2 separate regions of the Mus musculus genome follow, and region 1 is linked to region 2. Evidence: chromatin loops called from intact Hi-C (ENCODE). Cell type or tissue: gastrocnemius. All regions are shown on one strand.

Region 1 (8,000 bases), 130 kb after region 2:
GAACAGAGTTGAAGGTGGCTCCTTCAAACCACAGTGCTTTCTTGTCTGGTAGCCTTTGGGGTGGGGGAATAATAGGTTGGTTAGATTTCTAGATTCTTGCTATCCTCTCTAATTCCTTGAAATTTTCTCTTTTTATGCCTGTGTGTCTGTCCATCTGATCTCTTACTGGCTGTTGTTCTCTGGAAACCCTGACTGGTATAGAATCCGAGAGGACCAAGAGCTCCTTAGCCTGCTAGGAGCTTTGTTTCTAACATTCTCCCACATTTTGCTGACCTGGAACCATCTCTCTTATCGTGTCTTTTAGTCTGCCTCCACTACCCCTTGTTGCCTCCTCTGGTGTTCATGAAGAATGTTCTCCTTTTGTTTGGCATGTATCTAATGCATCTTCCCCGTTTTATCTCCTTTTCTACAGCTGGATCCTGAAAAATCCTCTGTTCAGCCTTCGAGTTTTCTAATTGTTTCTTATGAGCTTCCTCTTAGGTGCTGGATTAAAAAATTATCCACTAACTATAATTTTTAAAATTTATTTCTAACGGCTGATTTTTGATTTCTCATCAACCCTGCATACCCTTTGGCTATGATTTTGAATGACATTTATCTAAGACGTTCAAATATCCTTATTGGGGCTTCATTTTGGCTGAGTTCTGCTATTTGGGGCAGGCTGATCCTATTTACTCTGTGTGCAAATTCAAGCATGATTTCAACTCCAGGTTGGTTTTGTCTCTGACATCACTCCCTGTGAAGAGAGGGGCATGCCCGTCCTTGTGGGGTCCCTCCAGATAAACCCACTTGTTCATCTCAGGCAGCCTCTGGGACACCCCTCCTGGAGCTTTTTAACTTCCTAGCATATGGTTCCAGCACCAGGCAGTTACAGATGGGCTTAGATCACAGACCCATGCTGGGTTACGGATACTGTGTGTTTATTGCCCAAGTTAGTGCTTGCACTCAAGAAACCAGAGAGAGATGCCTGTCTTAGCCATCTTTCCTTTTCTGATAGTGGATCCTTCCTGTTTCCTTTCCCACATGCCTGTGGCTCTATCAGAGTTCTAATTCTATGCAGACAACTCAGTTTTATCACCCCATCTCCACACAGTCAAGGAGCCTTCAGCCATATCCACATTTGGACACATTCTTGATGTGTATGAGTCCAATACAACCCAGCAATAACTCATGCTGATGGTGACTGCCTGCCACAGCTGGGTGTTTTTTTTTGGGGGGGGGCAGCTGTCACTTTAGGGCATACCTATATAAAAATAATTTTTCATCTATGGAGCTCACTTGACTACACTGAAAGCTTAGTTCAGGAAGAAGCAATTGTGGGGTGGAGTAAGGAATGAGAAAGAAGTATTATATCTCTGAGACAGGAGAACAGTTGAATTTTCTCCTGTCAAACACCTAGGTGTTTTAATAATCTCAGCCTTTTAAAGTCTCAGACTTTTAAGTTTCCTTACATCTCTGACATGATTTCTCTTTGCAATTCCACCCACTCTGTGCGAGAATAATAACGTGTCGCTGCTCTGTTCTTCTCCTGTGTCTTTTCATCCTAAGAACTCCAAGCACTTTATAGACACTGCCATTTATCCTCACAGTACCCCTGCATAGTGGAATAGATCATTAGTTAGTAGGGGCTTGCATTAAGGACAGAGAAAACCAGTCATCTGGAGTCTGAACATAGAAGGCCAGCCCATGCCACATACACACACACACACACACACACACACACACACACACAGAGTCACATGTTTAGCAGAGAAAAGGGAAGGGTCTTTGCTTTCTCTCCCAGCACAAAGAATCTGTTCCTGGTTCAAAATAATGTATAGTGGAATCACAGTGCCTTCCCAGGTGTTCTACAAGAAAGAGATAGCATATGGCGGGTCCTTTCTTGTTTCTGTTCTCTGTCTCAGGTCTTAGTAGAGATGGCTTTCAGGAGAGTGACCACAGGACTTCCTTGGATCCTTGTGGTGGGAAGGATGCTGGAGTCTTGGGTATCCCAGTACTGATGAAATTAGTTGGGTATGTAGAAGGTACCATCTCTAGACCAACACCGGTTCTATGATAGGTAACTAGCATGCCAGTGAACAGATGCTGGGTGCCAGCGCCTAAGAGCAGGCAGTAGTCTAGCTCTTGTGATGGGGAAATTGTAGCAGGATGGAGCCAGGAGAGGCCAGTGCACACAGTACATAGACCCCGTCATCTGGAGGGAAGTTCTTACGAGTGAGCCGGGGCTCATGGACAGGTGGAAACTCTGCAGCCACTGTTTCTCCTGGGAAACGTAAGTTCCAGCATGGGTCTTGCCAGGCAGAACAGTGCCTGCTTTTCCAGCCCCATCAAATTTGCCTTTTCTGGAAGTGTTCAGAGGTTTAAGATTAGGTGTGCATTAGGTTCTTCAGCAAATATGGGCTCTGCACACTGTTACTGCTAGAATTGAGCTGGCCTTGAATCGAGGTGGGGTTGGTGGGTTAGGGACACAGCTTCAGTGGTGACTCTGCTTAGCATCAACAGGGTCCTAGGAACCATCCCGAGTGCAAACAAAGGGACCAGAATCCATAAGACAGTGTGATTAGCTAGGCTTGGCATAAGGGCCTGTACTGCTTGGACAGGTTTATGTCATGAGTCACCTGGATCAGACCATGTGCCATCATAGTATTTAGACTTCTGGGGTAGAGGAAGAACACGGTCACATGACACTGATGATTTTGGAAGTAAGGTCTGCTCATCTTCAGAGTCAGACACTTGCCTCAGGACCTGTCTGATCTCTGAGTTTCCATTGGCTTCCACCTTCAGGGCGTCTGCAAGAGATTGGAAGAATGCTAGTTGTGTGAAGTCAGCCTAAGCCATAGGAATCCCTTAGTATGAAGTAAGGCAAGGGATGAGGAGCTATTATTGGAACCCAAGGCTAGATCATTGGCTTCTGATGAGCAGACTAGTTTCCATGTGCCTGTCTCACACCCTTCTTGATGGATGCATCTCATTTTTGTCTTTCATGCTCTGAGCTGTCAGCAGAACACTGAGGGTGGTAGGTAACAACTTTAGGGTGCAGTGGTGTCCTGTGGCTTGGCTCTACAGAATTGCCAGTTCTTTCATTTGTGCTTGCAGATTTGTACCATAGATTGGGATGGTGCAGAAATGACCTAGTATCAATGGACTGTATATCTATATCTATAAAATATATACATGTACACATATATATATATACATACAAGTATATATATATATATACACACAAGTATATATATATATATACACATACATATATATAAATATACACACATATATACACACATATATATTATGTTTTAATATTTTGAAAGACATTTTTCCACAAATTTTCCATAAAAAGACAAATTTTCCATAAAAACAATCAGTGTGGTTGCTCATTCATTTGGGCTCAATATTCCTCACCTGATTTTGACATACAGTGCTGGGTTTGATACTCATGTGTGTAATTCTATGTAGTTCTGACCTGTATGGACATCTTCCATTGGCCTTTGAAAGACAACTTGGCTGTGTAGATCATGCTCTGAAGGCTGATGGAGATGATTCCACTATCTCCCAGCATATCAGGTATCTGGGAGTCTGCAGTCAGTCCGATCTTGCCCTTTAAAATACCTGGGGTAGTCTTTTCTTCCTCACAGCCTATGGCTGATATGGTTATACACGAGCAAGTATATCCAAAGTATGTCCTTTATAATATTGGGCTTTTCCAGGGACAGAGCTTCAAGATATTCAAGTATAAGATTTTTTTATGATGTGCTAGAGAGATGGCTCAGTGGTTAAGAGCACTTGTTGCTCTTATAGAGGATCTGGGTTCAGTCGCCGGCACCAACCCAGTGGCTCACAATTATCTGTAACTCTGGTTCCAGGGTATAGGTGGCTTCTGTGGACACCAGGCATGGGCATGGTGCACATATATACATGAAGGCAAAACATCAATACACATAAAGTTAAATAATCTTTAAAAACTAAAGGAAGCTTTATGACTATGATTTCTACTGGCTTAGTGCTGAACCCAAACTTTGGATCCATGTCTATAGGACCCCTGGTCACCCACCAGTGAGATTTGGGCTGCTGCCTCCTTGTGGTAGGAGAGGGAAGATTCTGTTTGTCATTAACATCTTGTCTCTTGAGGGGATAATTTCTAAAACTGATTCCCCACACTCTCTCTCTAAGAAGGTTACTTCAAGTAATTAACATAAATAATTTTGGTTCGTATATGTAAGAAAAAAGGGTAAAAATTGGGCAAAAAAACATCTCTGCTACCTTTGGGAAATTTTTCATTTGAAAAGGGGTTCATGTTCAATTTTACTGAAAAAAAAAAAAGAATAAATAACAGTTTCACCAGAAATACTTAAGGATCATTTTCCTGAATTTATCTTTTAATTATTTTAATTCAAATGACAATTCACCCTCTTTTCATATAAACTAATGACTAAAGCAGGGTCTTAAGATTGGAGCATCCAAGAGGCAACCTCTACCTTAGACCTGTCCTGTGGCTTAAATTTTATGTGGGGAGGTCTTCCTGAAGGCTAAGGATGCCTGCTTGTTTCCTGTACCAGGGATATCCCATCGCTCACTCATGTTGCCAACTTAAATATCTATGACTTAATGTATACTTGACTAAAGTGCTGACATCCAGCATCCCACGCTGGACAGACCCACAGTCATGGCACCAGTGTTTCCTCAAGAGATGCTCTTTGCATCTGGAACGAGCAGGTTGGAACCCAAATATCTTTCTATGACCATCCCTTTCCTCAAAATGTGATGCTTTCCAGTCCGCTCCTCCCAGGAGCACTCAGGCCAGTCCTTGAGTTGGGCCAGTGCAGGGCATCAGGGGGAACCCAGGAAAAGAGAATTGGACAGAGGGTCAGGGGTGAGCTCGTGCATTGGGCTTGTTCTACTCCCAAAGCTGCCGGGCAGGTTGGTGCAGGGGAACCCAGGAGCCTGCAGTGAGCCTGCATGAGGAGTTTCTGCTGGGTTTTCAGATGCCCTGCAGGGGGACACCTTTTACTTCAGGAAGAAGAATTTAAGAGACAGATCCAAGTTCCACTCCTACCCTGTCACTTCACAGATAGTGTGGACAGGGTGTAGGGCGTGAGTGTTGGAGAGGGGATACTTACTTAGACTCTGAGACCTTTTTGCCCCAGTCTTCTGCCAAAATTGTCAAGGTTCAGTGGTCTTCACCTCGACCCAACAAGCTTACGAAACAGTTTTGAGGGTCGGTCTCTTTTAGCTGTTTTGGACAAAAAGCAGCAGGGCTAAATAGAAATGTCGGCTTTTTCTTGGAAACGCGTGCCATTCAAGTCTCATCTCCTCGACAAACACTAGGGGTTTCCTTGCAGTGAACCAAGTGATTGGACAAGATAGCATCTGATCCGTGCTCTGAAGCAACCCCTGCTCTCCCAACAGCCCCTCTGATCCTGAGACCTTGCTGGACCACAGTGGTGTCAGCCGTAGGAACTGAGCTCCCCCTCACTGAGTCCTCTCTGGGGGCTCTGTGCCATTTGGGGGTCAGTCTTCTTTTAGTGGCTCCTTCTTGGACCCAGAGCAATTTCTCAGAGATAGGCAGTATGGAGAACTAGTACCTGGCTGTGTCTCTTTTCTCTCTCTCTGGTCTTCCAAAAGGTCACACTGGTCTGTAGGGAATTCTTGTCCATAATATACTTTAGGTCATTTGAGTTGTCTCCCCTTCAAATTCTGGTACAGGCACCCAAGTGAGAGGCAGGGAAGAAAGGGGTGGCTCCTGTCCCTGCTTACATGGTTCCAAGGAGGAAACCGAAGTTCCCTAAGAAACCTCCTCCACAGGGCTGCTGTGTCCATAGACAGCTCCCAGCTGGCCATCGTGGTGGCTGCTGTGTGGTCAACATGGCTCTGGGCAGATGAGCCATGGAGGGGCAGAGCGAAGATGTTGCACCCAAGGAGCTGGTGGTTGGTGTACAAACCATGTCTGCCATACTCCTTTTTCCTAGGCCTAGGGAAGAAGCCTTGTGCAGAACACCATGGGATGTGTATTCTTGAGTCTGGTTAACATGTCTAGCCACTCATGCCCAGACACCCTGCTGTGTTTGGAGCCCATAAAGGCTTTTCCAATGTGGGCCTCAGTACAGAGATACCCTCTCCCTAAGGGAAGCAAGAGCAGACAACCCTCCTGTGAAATAGTGGTACACATCTCCTTCAGCAAGAGGGAGTCACTGTGAATGTTCTCTGGTGAGCCAAAGAAGCCCTCCGTGAATGTGTTATGAATATGACCTTGTCAGGGATCCCTCTGACCCCTGGTCAGGCTCTTGGCAAAGCCTGCCTTTAGTCCAAGTGCGAATGGTGATGGTGCTTACAGCCTGAGACTGCTCACCTTCAGGGACCTTCTACTGAGATTAGCTGGGCCCTCCCTCTGTGTTATACCTGGTAAGCATTCTGAAGTCCGGGGTTGGTTCAAGGCTGTCCATCTCCACCAGAGAGCACACAACCCACCAGATCCCAGCTCTTCTGTGCATGTGTCTGTCATTTCATCTTTCGTGTACCACCCCTGTCAGGTCAATGCTTGAAGCCTTGCAGGTCACAGCTATGCCTTGTATCATGCTGATCCCTTCAGTGCGGGGAGGGCCAGTCTGTGTGGCAGATGATCCTTAATCCTATGCAAACTCTGAGCACAGGTTACCCTCTTGTCCCTGCAGAAAATGCAGCTAGGGCGACAGGCCAACTGCTGAACCTGTGGTCGGCAGGCAAGATTTCCTTTCCGCTGATGTGGCATAAAATGCTGTTGAGTGAATGATGACTTCTTTCCTCCTCCGTGTGAGAGCCACTCTGCTGTTATTGATACAAATGCCCAAAGAGCTGCCTGTGGGTTATTCAGCCTTCTGTTAGTATAAGGAATGTGGTAGGTAATCGAGTTAGAAAAAGAGAAGGACGTTTGGACTCTTTCCACCCATGGTCAGTTGGCCTGTGGAAATGTCCCATTAGAAGTTCCTGCAAAGCCTCTCAGGTGTGGCCAGAAAGGCAAAGAGAGGGGAGGAAAAGGCTCTGAGGCCTTAATATTCCCTCAAGAGCACACTCCCTGAAGACCTCCCTCAGGCTCCCTCTCAGCACAACACTGGTTGACTCAACACACAGAACCCTTTGGTGAACATTAAGATCCAAAGTACAGTGCTATGCAACTCTTTAAACTAATTCTTCTTTCCCTTAGAAAAACATTTTTTAAAAAATGTTTTTTTCCATGTAATTTTCCCCCAAATTAGTGTTGTTTGGCTTGGGTAGAATGTGTCTTGGTTTACTTTTTCTCTGGCTGTAGAGGGCAGAGAACTCCCAGCATGTTCTACTCTGCCCCCTGTTTTCTTCTGAGAGTAAGGACTTGCAGGAAAGTCACTCTGGGGTGGAACAGTTGAGCTTGCTCTTTCAAGCCCCTGCAACTCATCCCAGGCAGCCCCCAGCACAGTCTAGAAAGCCTTCTCTTCACACAGGAGTGCTCTGCCTTACACACCTGGTGGTAATGTGCTCGCAATCTCGCAGATTATAGTATCTGAGCGCTGCATGCAAGTATCTGAAGGACAGGGTGACTGGACCCTACTCTGATGAAACTACAAAGACCTTGGAGGCCAAGCACTCAAGCCAGCTTCCCCACCTGGCCCTTTTGCATAGCATGAAGCTAGAGAGGACAAATCACAAATGTGGCGTCCTGAGATAGAGAATATGTATCAGTCAACAGCATGTGAAGGGGGTTAAAAATGGTGGCAGCAAGGCAGAGGAGGGGCAGAGAGAAATGGTGAGTTTTCTGATATGTTTATGAGGAATGAAGCTTTAGGATGGTCAAGAGCCAAGGGGCAGTATAAACTTCTAGGATCTGGCCCTCCACCTTTACATCCTGGAGACTTGCAAATCCCAAGATTATGTAGTGTATGAAGAGTATGAAAAGTATGGCTTCTCCCTCCTGTCCTCATCTTGTCTGCCGCTGCTGCAGAGGCACTGGCTTCTGCCTCTGTAGGAAAGATGCTGCTAAAAGATGCTTGACT
Region 2 (8,000 bases):
CCTATCCATAATAGTGCCCAGGATGAGATGCTGCTCACGAGTCAGCCATGTCTGGCCTTCTCTAGCCTCTCTCTGCCCTTCAGATTGCTTGGCCCATCCGTGAGGTCTCTTGACTTTATGGCACACAGGAATCTGGGCCACTTGAGTGACACAAGACATACTCAGGGTGCCTAGGGAAGGAAATCCTTGGATGATTTTTAGATGCGCGGGAGATTTTTTCAATAGCAGGAAAGCATGTTTCTGAGTCCACATGGAAGAACTTTTTTGTTTCTCTCCTTTGCTAATTGCACCTCCCTCAGTAGGGTTGCAGAGGTAGGCAGGTGGACAGCGGAGCCTATGTAGTCAGTGTTACAGTTGGTGCAAAGAGAATCCAGCCCAGGCCTCCGCTGTCATTGTGAAGGCTGCTTAAACTGTGGTTCTTGGAGCACAATTCCCCAGTTCTAATTGTGTCTCCACCTTCTGGAACAGCAAAGGTGGCATGTTCAGTCACACGCTGCCACCATGATGCTGCTTCTTTGTCTCTCACATGGAGAAGCCCACACTAAGCTCAGTGTCTGGCTCTCATAGTGATATGGGCAGGTGGGAACGAGAGAGGCGGTGATGGGGAGGTGGGAACAAGAGAGGTGGTGATGGGGAGGGAACAAAGAGGAAGGACCAGAATTTGTTTCCTGACATGGACAACACGAGAATGAACCAACCCCTGATCTCGGTGATCCTGAGTGACTACTCTCCTTTTCCTGAAGACATGGATAACAGGCCACAGTGACCTATGGTTCCCCAAACACACTGCTGGGTGCCAGAACCTACTGAGCACGATTTAAAAGCACCTATGCGTGATATAGTCAGCCTGATGTTATTTTGTTTGGTTCTGGAGACAAACCACCCTATCACTGTCTGCTAACCTGAGCCACACAGCTCAGTGACCAGGCACATCTGGTCACTACTACACCAGAGCCAGCTCAGGCAGCCCCAGCACCAGATGGTCTTGGTTTGAACTCTCTAGGGAGGTGGGACTTTACCTCTGGGGGGAAATGTGGTGCAAGAAGGGAGGCCACTGTGCATTCTGACTTGGAGTGTGCACATCCCATAACTGCTGCAGAATCTGAATACTTGAAGTAGATGGTATAGCCGGTATCACTCCTCTTATCGATAAGCTGTGTCTCTCAATGGTGATATATCTTTGAAAGAAATGTCTTGTTTGTCTAGAATGTATGCACTTTTTCCTTCTCCTCTTTGAGAAAACAGACAGTCTGGTCTCAAACTTGCTACAGAGCTAAGGATAAATTCGAACTTCTCATTCTCCTGCCTCTACCTTCCAAGTGCTGGACTACAGGCCTGGGTTGCTATGTTCCGGCTGAGGGCAGGACTTGGAGCAAGTGGATGCAGGAGCAGGGAGACAAACAGACCCCCTTTTGGTAAAGCCCTAATGAAATAGTTTCCTCTCAAATGTTAGATGTGGTATATGATCCCCCAAAAGGATTAGGAAAAGATGGTTAAGGAAGATTATTTCCAATAGAACCTATAAACAAGCAGAATAGGGTATCGGAAATTTTAATTAAGGCCATTGCAGAACAGTTGACCTTATAACCTGAAGGTCTGATGGAGGTCTGGGTGGAGCAATAGCCCCTAACCCAAGAAAAACATCCAGGTGGCAGAAGTTCTAGTTCAAGAGCAGTTAGATGTGGGCCATAATGAACCTGCAACAAGTCCTTGGAATACCCCAATTTTTATTATTAAGAAAAAAAAAAACCAGAAAATGGAGACTGTTCTAGGACCTCAGAAAAATGTATCATACTATGGAAACCACAAAAGCCCTTCAGCCTGGTGTCCCTTCTCCTGCTATAATCCCCAAAGGATGTAATATAATAGTTGTTGATTTGAAAGACTGTTTTTTTTTTCTCAAATCCTCTGTCTCATGCTTACTAATAACTTCATTAATGATCTAAACATATATCGAAGTAATAAGCTCTAAGAAAGACTTGCTTTTCTGCATAACAGTTTTTCCAGGGAACTTCCATTAATTTCACTCCTGTTTGCACTAGCGTTTGTGATCCCAGTTCTAGCTTTCAGAGCGAGGCCTTTAACAGTGAGAAATACAAGTATAAGCAAAAGGTGTGTAGCAAATTTCCACTAAGAGCAGTGGAGAGTCAGTCCAGGTTGTCCAAGCCCAGGAACAGCATCAAACAGTGCCTTTATGATGCTTGGCACTGCCACATTTTATGTGGTACTGGGGGCCAAACCCAAGGCTTCATGCATGCTGGGTAAGCACTCTGCTGAGCTGTGTTTGCAGTCCCCATAGTATGCATTTCAGGAACACACCTGTCTGAAGGCTTAATTAACTTCAAGTAAGCTACCTTTCCTTTCTGCCTGCTGCAATCATAGAGGTCTTGCAAAAACAGTCCAAATATCACTTTCCCGAGCGATGAAACCTTCCTAGTTTTTGGCCCCCAGATAGTGTCCTCAGAGGCCACAAAGCTCACCTTGCCCGGGCACCCCTGGGATTGGGAGCCCCCATTAACCTGTGGCAGGCACCAAGTGTTCAGTTATCAGCCCGTTGCACGTCTGATAGAGAGCACTTGTGGAGGTGGGTAGCTGGGAGCCCGTGTTCCAATGAGAAGATCTCTTTGCTGAGATGGGGTGGACTCATGTGGTTCCAAGTCAACAAGTATGGGACAGTTTGCGGAAGAGCATCAGTGAGAGTGTATGCAGACCTGATGAGTGCCAATGTAGTATGGCCATGGCTGCAGCCCCATCTCCATGTGCAGGGGTGATGGCTGGGTAGGTGAGCGCAGAGATACAGACAAGATGTCACCTCTTCTAAATAAATACAAGTTTTCTTTCTACTGTTTCTTTTCATCTACCTGCTCACTCTCTTTCTGCCCCAGCACATATGCATGCACACACATAGAAAGACAGATGACTCCTCTCGCCTGAGCACAGACTCTATGCTCTCATGTGACAGCATAGCCCCTACTTTACCATTTAGGGCTGGCAGTGCCCAGGTTTACTGGAAACCAGAAGATGTTTAGAATCGTGAAAAGCAAACTTGAACCTTTTAAAAACAGTTTCGACAGTTGAAAATGAGCTTGAGGGCAGGCTCTGTCTGTGGCCGAGCACTCTAAAATATTCTGCCTTTTGAGAAGGGAGCTGCTGGGTACAGCCAGCCTTGCAGTTCTGATGCCACTATTTACCGTGCCACTTCCAGTAATGACCAGCAGGGGGCACCCACTACTCAGAACTATAACCTCCATGTCCTTCCAGTTTGGATGAAGAAAAAAACAAAGCAGATCACACTACAAATTTGTTTTTAGGGCACACACTATATATGGGGAGGCTCAGTAACTTCGATGCTAGTTAATGTGTATAACTAGCTATAATCCTCCTACAAAGACACTCCTGGATCAAATTAGAATGATCTATGTCCTTGTTTTTTTGGGCTATTGCCCACATTCAGGGAATTTAGAAGGCCAAGGATTCTCATAAGGCAATTCCTGCTCTTGTGCTGTGGTGCTGTGCGGGCCGAATGTGTTGGGCAGACATGCCTGTGTTTCTCCAGTATTTCCAGCGGTACCAGAGTCCCATCTTCCCCACTACAGCCTATCCTCAGAGCCAAGAAAGCAGAACACAACATCATCGAGCAATGCGCAGGTGCTCAACACAGACACTCTCGGGTGCCTTTGTAACACTTCCTGTGACTAAATGGGAAGCTGGCACAACGATCTCATGGGACCCACCGAGTCATAACAAGTACTGGAAAGCAATATCGTTGTGTCTTGGGAATGAATATCCCTTGGACCAGTCCCTTTACCGCAACACCTGTGACCAGCATTCAGACCCAAGTGCCAGACAGACTCAAGTGCTCAGAAAGGAGCAATACTGATCTTCGTTGTCGGTATTTGTGGCCCAGGATAAATCTCAGGCTTTTAAGAAAAAAGTCAACATTTTGCAGACTTAAACCACTCACTGTGAACTTGATTTTTGCAATGTTTAACAACACAGAGCACCCATGACACAGTTGGGAGTGGTGTCCCTGAGTGACATTTTATGTTGTGTGCTTTAAGAGCCAGGACATCCCAGAGACTCACATGTGACCTACACATTGGAGATGCGGAAACCTTCTGTTAGGCAAGGATGGTTTCTGACTCCCCCTCATTCATCTGCTACAAAGCTGCCACCGACGGACTCCAGGTCCCATTGAAGAATTCCCACAATTCCATCTCCTAGCCATGTGACTGCGTGAAGCCAGGTTGCTCTCATGAGCCCCAGAAAGCAGCAGATCTCTCCAGAAGGGGAGCTAGGGTCTATATGAAGACCCTCTAGCGTCAAATAAAGCCACACAGCTAAGAGATTTTCAAAATGTCAAATGTAAAACAAGGCTGCTCTTTCACAGCATTGCTCTCCATGGTAACATGTTACATATATTAACACACAACAGCTCTTTCCCCTGCTATTTTAAATGTACTGATAAGTAATTATAAATTTTGTTAGTGTTAATTTCTTAGAAGAGTAATATTGAGCTGTGCCACAATACCCAGAGTGGATCCTATGCCACAGCGCTCCATACCCAAATACCGCCAGGAAAGAGCTGGTCTCCCAGGAGTGTGGGCACGCCTGTGAGCACAGGCACTTCTGCTCAGAGGGACCCGCCTGGAACCATCAGGACACAGGAACCGAGGAGTAGCCTTGGACAGGATTCTTCCGGTTTCCATCTGCACCTGGAACTGACCCTGTGCCACAGTTCTCCATACCCAAATTCCTCCTTGAGAGAACTGGTCTCCCAGGAATACAGACTTGCACGAGGAACAAGCCATAACCAGAGACAGCCAAACGAGCTAACACCAGAGATAACCAGATGGTGAGAGGCAAGTGCAAGAATAAAAGCAACAGAAACCAAGGCTACTTGGCATCATCAGAACCCAGTTCTCCCATCATAGCAAGCCCCGGATACCCCAACACACCAGAAAAGCAAGACTCTGATTTAAAATCACATCTCATGATGATGATAGGGGACTTTAAGAAGGACATAAATAACTCCCTTAAAGAAATACAGGAGAACACAGATAAACAGCTAGAAGCCCTTAAAGATGAAACACAAAAATCCCTTAAAGAATTACAGGAAAACACAACTAAACAGGTGAAGGAATTGAAGAAAACCATCCAGGATATAAAAATGGAAATAGAAACAATAAAGACATCACAAAGAGAGACAACACGGGAGATAGAAAACCTAGGAAAGAGATCAAGATGCAAGCATCACCAACAGAACACAAGAGATAGAAGAGAGACTCTCAGGTGCAGAAGATACCATAGAAAACATTGACACAAGATTCAAAGAAAATGCAAAATGCAAAAATCTCCTAACCCAAAACATCCAGGAAATCCAGGACACAATGAGAAGACTAAACCTAAGGATAATAAGTATAGAAGAGAGTGAAGATTCCCAACTTAAAGGGCCAGTAAATATCTTCAACAAAATTATAGAAAAAATTCCCTAACTTAAAGAAAGATATGCCCATGAACATCCAAGAAGCCTACAGAACTCCAAATAGATTGGACAAGAAAATAAATCCCTCCCATTACATAATAGTCAAAACACCAAATGCACTAAATAAAGATAGAATATTAAAAGCAGTAAGGGAAAAAGGTCAAGTAACATATAAAGGCAGACCTATCAGAATTACCACAGAGTATTCACCAGAGACTATGAAAGCTAAGAGATCCTGAGCAGGTATCATACAGACCCTAAGAGAACACAAGTGCCAGTCCAGGCTACTATACCCAGCAAAACTCTCAATTACCATAGATGGAGAAAACTAGATATTCCATGAAAAAAAAAACAAACAAATTTACATAATATCTTTCCACAAATCCAGTACTACATAGGTTAATAGATGGAAAACACCAACACAAGGAGGGAAACTACACCCTAGAAAAAGCAAGAAAGTAATCTTCTTTCAACAAAACCAAAAGAAGATAGCTACACAAACATAAAAATATCATCAAAAATAATGGGAAGCAACAATCACTATTCATTAATATCCCTTAATATCAATGGACTCAATTCCCCAATTACAAAATATAGACTAACAGACTGAATACATAAACAGGACCCAGCATTTTGCTACATACAGGAAACTTACCTCAGTGTCAAAGACAGACACTACCTCAGAGTAAAGGGCTGGAAAACAATTTTCCAAGTAGATGGTCCCAAGAAACAAGCTGGAGTGGCCATTCTAATATCGAATAAAATCAACTTTCAACCAAAAGTTATAAAAAAGGATAGGAAGGACACTTCATGCTCATCAAAGGAAAAAATCTACCATGAAGAACTCAATTCTGAATATCTATGCTCCAAACGCAAGGGCACCCACATATGTAAAAGAAACTCTATTAAAGCTCAAAGCACACATTGCACCTCATACAATAATATTGGAGACTTCAACACCCCACTCTCATCAATGGACAGATCATGGAAATACAAACTAAACAAAATCAGAAATTAAAAGCGAGATGTAACAACAGAAACTGGGGAGATGCCAAAAATCACCAGATCCTACTACAAAAGCCTATATTCAATGAAACTGGAAAATCTAGATGAAATGGAAAATTTTCTAGACAGATACCAAATACTAAAGTTAAATCCAGATCAGATAAACCCTCTAAACAGTCCCATAACCCCTAAAGAAGTAGAAGCAGTCATTAAAATCTCCCAACAACAAAAAAAGCCCAGGACCAGAAGGTTTTAGTGCAGAATTCTATCAGACCTTCAGAGAAGACCTAATACGAACACTCTTCAAACGATTCCACAAACTAGAAAGAAAAGAAACACTACCAAATTCATCCTATGAAGCCACTGTGATGCAGATACCAAAACCACACAAAGACCCAACAAAGAAAGAGAACCTCAGACCAATTTCCCTTATGAATATTGACGCAAAAATACTCCATAAACTTCTCTCAAACCGAACCCAAGAACACCTCCAAATGATCATTCACCATGATCACGCTGTACTACATAGCAATAGTGATTAAAAACTGCATGGTATTGGTATGGTGACAGGCAGGTAGATCAATGGAATAGAATTAAAGAGCCAGAAATGATCCCACACACCTACAGGCACTTGATCTTTGACAAAGGAGCTAAAACCATCCAGTGGAAAAAAGACACCATTTTCAACAAATGGTGCTAGTTCAACTGGCAGTCAACAAGTAGAAGAATGCAAATTGATCCATTCTTATCTCCTTGTATAAAGCTCAAGTCCAAGTGGATCAAGGACCTCCACATAAAACCAGATACACTTAATCTAATAGAAAGTGGGGGAAAGTCTTGAACACATGGGTACAGGGGGAAAGTTCCTGAACAAAACACTGATGGCTTATGCTCTAAGATCAAGAATCAACAAATGGAACCTCATAAAATTGCAAAGTTTCTGTAAGGCAAAGGACACGTTCAATAGAACAAAACGGCAACTAACAGATTAAGAAAAGATATTTACCAATTCTATATCTGATAGAGGGCTAATATCAATATATATAAAGAATTCAAGAAGTTAGACTCCAGAGAACCAAATAACCCTATTAAAAAATGGGGAACAGAGCTAAACAGAATTCTAAACTAAGGAAACTCAAAGGGCTGAGAAACACCGAAAGAAATGTTCAACATCCTCAGTCATCAGGGAAATGCAAATCAAAACAACCTTGAGATTCCACCTCACACCAGTCAGAATGGCTAAGATCAAAAACTTAGGTGACAGCAGATACTGGTGAAGATGTGGAGAAAGAGGAACACTCCTCCATTGTTGGTGGGGTTGCAAGCTTGTACAACCACTCTGGAACTCAGTCTGGTGACTGAGGACCCAGCTATACCACTCCTGGGCATATACCCAGAAGATGCTCTAACATATAACAACGACACATGCTCCACCATGTTCACAGCAGCCATATTTATAGTAATCAGAAGCTGGAAACAACCCAGATGTCCCTCAAGAGAGGAATGGATA

The links. Hi-C counts contacts between places; a loop is a spot of excess contacts. Peaks named below come from ENCODE experiments on the same cell type or tissue, not always from the same donor. Only the 100,000 strongest peaks of a DNase experiment are listed, where the experiment ranks them.
Region 1: it touches region 2 in a loop (4-fold over the local background); 8 of 42 quality-filtered maps call a loop at or near these places.

Annotation. Positions count from the first base shown.
Region 1 is chr17:8,741,472-8,749,471 of GRCm38, forward strand. It overlaps a transcript of Pde10a not described here. Among named protein-coding and RNA genes, the nearest start is that of Gm46585, 10 kb to the left of the region's middle. In gastrocnemius, CTCF peaks have their summits at 4,077 (motif pointing left) and 4,991; no DNase peak of the experiment used is centred here.
Region 2 is chr17:8,611,142-8,619,141 of GRCm38, forward strand. It overlaps a transcript of Pde10a not described here. Among named protein-coding and RNA genes, the nearest start is that of Gm46585, 120 kb to the right of the region's middle. In gastrocnemius, no CTCF peak of the experiment used is centred here; a DNase peak (open chromatin) is centred at 3,208.